Linked DNA regions of Homo sapiens: region 1 is linked to region 2. A link is an interaction called in ENCODE POLR2A ChIA-PET data of the cell type or tissue named here. Cell type or tissue: OCI-LY7. All regions are shown on one strand. Each heading gives the region's core, and the rest is flanking DNA. Links, peaks and the distances in the headings are about the cores only.

The links. ChIA-PET counts read pairs that join two places held together with the same protein. Peaks named below come from ENCODE experiments on the same cell type or tissue, not always from the same donor. Only the 100,000 strongest peaks of a DNase experiment are listed, where the experiment ranks them.
Region 1: POLR2A ChIA-PET joins it to region 2 with 14 read pairs; 2 of 35 experiments call an interaction of 5 or more read pairs at or near these places.

What each region holds. Positions count from the first base shown.
Region 1 is chr16:84,225,393-84,229,745 of GRCh38, reverse strand. The region is part of intron 2 of KCNG4 (potassium voltage-gated channel modifier subfamily G member 4); the gene reads left to right. Among named protein-coding and RNA genes, the nearest start is that of KCNG4, 12 kb to the left of the region's middle. In OCI-LY7, for the core only: no CTCF peak of the experiment used is centred there; no DNase peak of the experiment used is centred there.
Region 2 is chr16:84,491,509-84,495,853 of GRCh38, reverse strand. It overlaps MEAK7 (MTOR associated protein MEAK7), which reads left to right. Exons shown (of 8, transcript NM_020947.4): 3 at 1-171. Among named protein-coding and RNA genes, the nearest start is that of MEAK7, 11 kb to the left of the region's middle. In OCI-LY7, for the core only: no CTCF peak of the experiment used is centred there; a DNase peak (open chromatin) is centred at 2,193.

The sequences.
Region 1 (4,353 bases), core at 354-4,353, 270 kb after region 2:
TTCCTCTGCCTCCTCACAGTCCCCCCACCTCTGCAGGTCCAACTCCAGCCCCCCGCAAATGCCCCATGCAGACGCCACCACCCACACTCATTCATGAGTCGTTCAGGAAGGGCCCCTGCAGGCCGGGCCTGTGCTGGACACTGGGAGAGTCCCTAGGTCTCTCCTTCGGTGACTGCTGACGGGACACCAGCACAGAGGCGATGGGATGGCGGCCCGCCTTCCCCACACGGGGAGAACCGCTGTGAGATTCAGAGTCAGTGGATACTTCTTAGACCCCTGCTGGGCTCCTGGCCCTGTGCTAGTCATTTCCCTGTTTCCTAATTTAATCCTCACCACAATCCCATTCTACAGATCAGAAAACTGGGTCTCAAGAAGTTATGCAACTTGCCTGACAGCAGCTAAGCTAGTAATGCTCCCTCAGTGGCAGCTGCTTTTTTTTTTTCTTTTTTTTTTGAGACAGGGTCTTGCTCTGTTGCCCAGGCTGGAGTGCAATGGTACAATCTCGGCTCTCCTCCAACCTCCTGGGTTCAAGTGATTCTCATGCCTCAGCCTCCCGAGTAACGGATTACAGGTGTGCACCACCACGCCAGGCTAATTTTTGTGTTTTTAGTAGAGACAGGGTTTCCACACACTGGCCAGGCTGGTCTCAAACTCCCTTGCCTCAAGTGATCTGCCCACTTCAGCCTCCCGAAGTGCTGGGATTACAGGCGTGAGCCACCATGCCCAGCCCAGTGGCAGCTGCTTTCTAGTAAGAATTTGCTGGAACCTCTAGAAGAGAAGTCAGCCATCCAACCCGCCCAAGGTGAAGGCCGTGGAGAGCCGGTGATGGATCAGCCACAGGGCATGAACCGGAGGGCAGCAGCGGGAGAGGACTGAGGAGGAAGAGAAGCAGCGTAGATTTGGGAAGCTTCTACACTGCAGCATCCCTCAGCGGGTCTCCCGGGTGCCCACAATCGCCCTGTGGGATGACAGTTACCTTCCCCACTTCACAGAAGGGAAGACGCCTTCAGAGAGATGACTCATCGGCCAGGTCCCATGGTGGGGCTGACCCCGTCCGGTTGGTTCCAGCACTCTCAGAGCCCTTGTGTCCCAGGGTTGGGAAGTGGGGACAGCTGCTAGAAGGAGTGGGCGGGGGGGTGGCGGGGAGACCTGGGGAGGAGGGATTGCGGCTCGGGGTGAGTAGTGCCTGGGGGGAGGCCCATGGGAGCGGAGTAAAGGAGGGGAGGGTAGCGGAGGGCACGGCTGGCCGAGAGAAAAGTGGCTAAAGGAGTGGGCAGAGGAGTGAGTCAGCACATCCAGGCCCCAGGAGAGCCTCAGAGGAAACAGCTCAGGGCCTCGGGCCAGGGCCAAAGGCACAAATGGTGAACTCACAGCAGGAGGGAGGGGAGGGAGGGATGCCGAGCTGCAGAATGGACCAGCCCTGACTAAGGAGCTGCAGAAGTGAGAGGTGGCCACGTTCTGAAGTGGGGCTGGCAGCATTTTGCTGGGAGGGACAGAGGGGGCGAGGAAGTCTCCAAGGTCAAGACTGTGGGCCCTGAGCCCCTCCCAGATGGAGCTTCCAGAACTGGCCTGCATTGCATCTGCAGGGCCCCCAGGGCAGCAGCTTTGCCCTCAGGAAGCCCCGCTCTGCTGCTGCGTGAAACAGGTGAGGGCCAGGCTGTGGGACCCCCACTACTTCCACTTCCTGCCTCCCCCAGGAGTGTTCAGCCAGCTCAGACTCCGACGATAACTCCCATACCACAATATTGGCCCTTTTAAAGTGCACAATTCGGTGGTCTTTAGTATCATCGTGGAGCTGTGCAGCCATCACTGCTACCCTCCTCCTCCATCCAGCCCCGGACACCCACCCCTCTGCTTTCTGTCTCTGTGGATTTGCCTGCTCTGGACATCTCACATAAGTGGAATCATCCAACATGTCGTGTCTGTGTCTGGCTTCTTTTCACTCAGCATCGTGTTTTCAGGGTGCATCCATGTTGTAGCACGATTTAGCCCTTCATTCCTTTTCATGGCTGACTACTATTCCATTGTATGAATAGGCCGCATTTTATGTATTCACTCATCAGTTTATGGATGTTTAAGTTGTCTCTACTTTGGGGCTATTATGAATAATACTACCATGGACTTTTGTGTACAAGTTTTTTTGGGTTTTGTTTTGTTTTGTTTTTTTCTGAGACAGATTCTAGCTCTGTCGCCCAGGCTGCAGTGCAGTGGCACAAGCTTGGCTCCCTGCAACCTCCACCTCCTGAGTTCAAGTGATTCTCCTGCCTCAGCCTCCCGAGTAGCTAGGATCACAGGCACCTGCCACCATGCCTGGCTAATTTTTGTATTTTTAGTAGAGATGGGGTTTTACCATGTTGGCCAGGCTGGTTTTAAACTCCTGACCCCAGGTGATCCACCCGCCTCGGCTTCCCAAAGTGCCAGGATTACAGGCGTGAGCCACCACACCCGGCCTGTGTACAAGTTTTTGTGTGGACATGTGTTTTCATTTGTCTGAGCTATACACCTAGGAGTGGAACAGCTGGGTTGCATGGTAATTCTGTTTAACCTTTTGAGGACCTGCCAAACTGTTTCCACTGCCGCTGCCCCATTTTACATCCCCACCAGTAGTGATGGGTTCCAGTTTCTCCACAATCTCACCGACACTTGGCTATTGTCTGTCTTTATGATTTTAGCCATCCTAGTGGATGTCAATTTGTGTCTTATTGTGCTTTTGATTATCCTTTTTTTTTTTAACTTTTCATCATGGAGAACTTCAGACATTTACAAGGTAAATAGAATAATATAAGGAACTTCTGGGAAACCATGACTCCATGACTTAGCTACACACAATGGTCAATATTCTGCCGCTTTTGTGTATGTTTGTCTTTGAGACGGAGTCTCGCTCTATCGCCCAGGCTGCAGTGCAGTGGTGCAATCTCGGCTCACTGCAACCTCCGCCTACCAGGTCCAAGCCATTCTCCTGCCTCAGCCCGCCAAGTAGCTGGGATTACAGGCATGTGTCACCATGCCTGGCTAATTTTTGTATTTTTAGTAGCGACAAGGTTTCACCATATTGGTCAGGCTGGTCTCGAACTCCTGACCTCAGGTGATCCACCCACCTTGCCCTCCCAAAGTGCTGGGATTACAGGCGTGAGCCATTGTGCCCAGCCAATATTCTGCCATTCTTGTTTCCTCTCTTTCCATCCCCTCTCCACCTCAGATCACTTATAATCATTTGTTACTATTTTTCTTCTACAGTTTTACAGGTGAAATGTACATACACTGAAATGCACAAATCCTAGGTGTAGAATTTAATAAACGGATGCACCCGTGTCAGCCTCTCCCCTGTGAGTATAGAATATTTCTGTGACCCCAGAAAGCTCCCTCGTGGCCCTTCACAGGCCATCCCTACACTACCCAGAGGCAGCCACTGTTCTGATCACTTTGTGCACCCTAGATGAGGCTGCCTGTTCTCGAGCTTCCCACAAGTGGAAACACACACCCGGCTTGCTTTGCTCCACATCATGCCTGTGGGATTCATCGGTGTTGTTTCACCATTCACACCCTGGGCCTTCTCCAGGCTGACGCTTGCTCTTCTTCATTGCAGGAAGGAGCCAGAACACACCTCGCTCTGCCTGTGGCAAGGGCTAGGAATAGGGTGACCAACCATCCCGGTGTGCCCAGGGCCCAGGGGGTTCCTAGGACCCGGAACTTTCTGGGTTTAAGCACAGAACTTCCACAAAGGGAGAAAGGAAAACTTTTTTCTTTCCTTCTTTCCCCTTTTTTTCTTTTCTTCGAATGTTTGCTAAGCTGGGAGTTATTTCCTCTGCCCACACTCCATAAACACCCCCTGCCCCAATGCCAGCATTTCTGAGGAACCAGTGCTGGGAGGCTGGATTTAGGATGCACAGCAGAGCCTGATGCAGGTGCAGTGACGCGGCAGAGCAGAGCCCTTGCTGCAGTCCAGAGAGGTGGCCAGAGGGCCAGGCCGTGGGAGGGCAGGAGCCGGTGTGCATGGCTTGAGTGTCCAAATGCCAGCCCCACAGGCAGGAGGAGGACCTGGCAGCGCCTTCTCGGCCTCTCAGGAGTCACCTTCCTGAGCTATCGGGTCATCAGTATGGAAAAGTTATTCCCAGGCTATAAGTATTTTAAGCCTAGGGAGAAACTCCCAGGATGTCTGCAAAGAGAGAGGCCTTGTAGGCAGAATCTAGCTCAGAGTCTGAAAACCTTCCAGGTGCCTCAGAGTGAATGGGGGGAGTTACCAAAATGTAGATTCCCGGGCCCCACCCTAAGGTTTGGATTTTGTGATGGGGGCCCAAGAATCTGCATTTACAACAAGCACCCTGGGGGCTTCTGGTGCCAGGGTTTCCAAAT
Region 2 (4,345 bases), core at 1-4,000:
AGGGTCGACCTGACAGGGAAGGCGAAGGGACCCAGTGAGAACGTGTCCCAGGAGCAGTTCACAGCATCCATGTCCCACCTGTTGAAAGGAAACTCCGAGGAGAAGAGTCTCATGATTATGAAAATGATTTCTGCCACAGAAGGTCCCGTGAAGGCCAGAGAAGTCCAAAAGGTAGTGAGGCCGCGAGGTCCTTTGCAGCCTCCTCAGCAGTCTTGGTGACCATCGGTGGGGGGATGGAGGCCAGTTACATGGCACATGGAGGAGTAAACCAAAAAGTATTTGAGCTGGGTTTCAATTAATCGGAGTTTATTTTGCCAAGGTTAAGGGCATGTCTGGGAGAGAGGCCTGTGCCTTTCTCCAAAGATGATTTTGAGGGCTTCAGGACTTAAAGCGGAAAAGCAGACTGCAGGGGAAGGAGGGAGGGTCTGGTCCCATTACTGAATCCATATTTTGTTAAGAGGAAGGGAGCAGGTAGGGAAATAGTCAATGTGTGTTTGTCTTGCACTCAGTAAATCAGCACTTTACATATGATCAGGTGAGCATAGTCACTACCTGTGGAGATTTTATTTTATTTATTTATTTTTTGAAATGGAGTCTTGATCTGTCACCCAGGCTGGAGTTGAGTGGCGCGATCTTGACTCACTGCAACCTCTGCCTCTCAGGTTCAAGTGGTTCTCCTGCCTCAGCCTCCTGAGTAGCTGGGGCTACAGGCACACACCACCGTGCCTGGCCGATTTTTGTATTTTTAGTAGAAACGGGGTTTCACCACGTTGGCCAGGCTGGTCTCCAACTCCTGAGCTTAGGTGGTCCGCCTGCCTTGGCCTCCCAAAGTGGTAGGATTATAGGCATGAGCCACCACGCTGGCCAGCTGTGGAGATTTTAAACCTTTTATCTGTAGCTGTCTGCTTAGGAACAAAGGGAAAGGCAGTTTCTTGCAAGACTCAGCTTTTAGCTTAATTTTTCCTTTTGGCAGAGTGAATTGGAGTCCTGAGTTTTTATTTTTTCCTGCTTTGTCTTTCAGAAATCTTTTGGAGAAAGGATTTTAGAGGAAAATGAGTCTCAGGGCTTGGGTTTTGTCTGATCTGTCATGTCCAGAATGGTTTATTCCTAGTCAGATATGTTTTTAGGTAAGCTCATTTTTACCAGGTTGTGAAGTCTCATGTCCCGTGAAGAAAAAATAGTGGGGGAGGAAGAGAGAAAAACAACAAACAAAAAAGGGAAGACAACACTGGAAAACTCATATAGGCCATATTACTCTGAAGTCCATATATCAGCAGGCAGGTACGAAAATGGTTCTGTATATAAATAGGTCGCTGTTACTCCAGAGTTTAAGTTGTCTAGCTTTAGTTCTCAGAGCTTTAAGAAGAGCACAGCTTATTTTTTAATGATTTCAAATCAGAAAAATGGGGGGAAAAAAAGGAATAGAAGGAAGGAGAAAGATTGAAATGTTATTTTAAAGACTTGTAGCCAGGAAAAAATTCTAGGGTTCAGTCCAAATTGTAGAAAATAATAAAAATTGACACTGGTCAAAGCTAGAATCCAATAACCAGTGTACTATGGTTTATTTTGAAACATTTTTCTCTCTTCAGTTCCCCACTTTCATTAAAGACAAAATCATAGTAGGACCAACTTATTTGTAAAATAAGTTGTAGTCTAATTATACTTAGCTTGATTATTTTGCATAAAGTGCAGCAACAGTGATAATTTGCCATATAGACACTGACTCTCTTTGAATTATCTTTGCTAGAACTTTTCCTTAAGGAGTCTGAGATTAGACATTTTTATTTATTTTATTTTATTTTATTTCATTTTTTTAGATTAGACCTTTCTAAAAGCTCCAAGCCTAGCCAAGAATTTATCTGTGCCTGTAGATACCCATGTGACTTGGGTGAATTCCTCTCTCTTTGAGGTCCCAAGAAAACTTGGAGTATTTGGGCCTGTCAGAAAGTGACATCCTTTACTTACAGATCAGGACCCTGTAAAGGACAGTGTGAGGCCAGTTTGTCCAGTGGCTTTTATCAGCTCTACAGGTCAGCTTCATTTTCTCAAGGTAATCTGAAAATGCTGTTCCAGTCAAAGCCTTCATGAAATAACCAGTGTTTCCAATTATGTCCTGTTATAAAAGAAAACAGATTCTTATTGAATGTATGCAAATAATTATATTGCCATAAATTAAGAATACTCACAAATAGTTTCCAAATTTTAGAGAAATTAGGTAGACAGAAAGGGATTATGTTTTAAATTTTGCTCACTAGAGTATATTTTAATTGTTAAAAGCTGTAAATAGCTTAAAAGAGAAAGTTTTCTTGACTCTGGAAAAAAAACAGCTAATGTTGTAAACAAAATGTCATAAAAGATTATTTCGGTCATCTGTTAGTTCGGTCCACGCAATTAACTTCTTGCTTGCTTGATATTGGATCGGCAATCCTCATGAATACGTCAGCCCCCTATGAGTCCTAGAAGTTTTCCTTTCTATTCCAACAGCACAATCTCTGAAGTTATCGGAACCGATATTTAAGAGTACTCTTCAGAGTTCTATAGCTGACTATAAACTGCCCTATAAAAGGATCAAAGTAAAACAATTGTGGATGTCAAAAGTCTTAGAACAGCCATGGTTAAAGACACAATTGACAAGGAAATTTGGGTACTTCTCTGGCATACAACAACTTTACATAATAGTAATTACTACTGATAACATATACTAAGACACATCAGAATCACAGGAATCTCATAGAATTTTGGAACACATACTAATAACACACTTACATAAATGTGGTCCAAAGATGGTTAAACACCATTTCATATTTGACAGTGCTTCCTGTATGATTGTATTATACCAAGTAAGCCCAATATGTCTCCCTTGGAGCTCAAGGGACCTAATATCAAAACAATAATTGAGGTCAAAAGGACTGAATTTTGAATTTGATTCTGGAAAGTTTGTCAAATATCAGAAGTTTAAAACACTTGATATAGGCTGGGCGTAGTGGCTGACGCCTGTAATGCCAGCACTTTGGGAGGCCAAGGTGGGTGGATTATCTGAGGTCAAGAGTTCAAGACCAGCCTCGCTAACATGGTGAAACCCTGTCTCTACCAAAAATACAAAAATTGGCCAGGCGTGGTGGCACACACCTGTAGTCCCAGCTACTCGGGAGGCCAAGGCAGGAGAATCGCTTGAACTCGAGAGGTGGAGGTTGCAGTGAGCCAAGATTGTGCCACTGCACTCTAGCCTGGGTGACAGAGTCAGACTTCATCTCCAAAAATAAATAAATAAATAAATAAATAAAATAAAACACTTGATATCACAAAATAAGATCACAGGTCATTGTAAAATAAGTCATTTAGCCAAAGTGCTAACTCAAAGGTTTTGAAAAAAAGGGTAAAAACCTTTATTTTTTTGAGAGAGGAGACTTAATTTCCCAAACAATAAGCCCTAATAAAGACAGTATGAGGCCACTTAAATCTCTGTGAAGTCTTATAAACAAATCTATTAAATTTTAATCATCTTGACCATAAGATGTAATTTGTATAAACCTTTTTATAACCTTTTATAATTCTTTAAATGAAAAGGTGGGTTATGCTCCAAGAAAACCTTGTTAATCTGACACAAGGACCCAGATGCTGGTGTTGGATCAGTGTATGTTTGATATTAATATTTAATTTACAGAGAACCTCTGAACTAATTTTCTCTCTCAAAATCGGCCCTTACAATCTCATACATCCACCTCTTCCACAATAGTCCCTGGGCCTAGAGGGGTTAAATATTTTAAATTTCAGGCCCTGTGTCTCGTGAACACAGTTTGATTGCCATCTTTTCCTGGGTCTCAAAATGAGGCTTTAATTGTTTTCAGTGTTGAAGATTTAGCAGGATTCAAGTCTCTTTTAGCCCTAGGAATCACAGCCCTGTAACTTAACAGCAAAAGGACTTTAAAAACAATACAAAATGTTACATGGATATGATAACCTTAATTTAAAAAAATTTAAATCTGTTTTCTTTTTTCTTTTCTTTTTTTTTTTTTTGAGACGGAGTCTTGCGCCTTCACCGAGGCTGGAGTGCAGTGGCGCGATCTCAGTCACTGCAAGCTCCGCCTCCTGGGTTCACGTCATTCTCCTGCCTTAGCTTCCCAAGTGGCTGGGACTACAGGTGCACGCCACCACGCCCAGGTAATTTTTTGTACTTTTAGTAGAGATGGGGTTTCACCATGTTAGCCAGTATGGCCTTGATCTCCTGACCTCGTGATCCACCTGCCTCGGCCTCCCAAAGTGCTGGGATTATAGGCGTGAGTCACCGTGCCCAGACGTTTTTTTTTTTTTTTTTAAGACAGGGTCTCGCTCCGTTGCCCAGTCT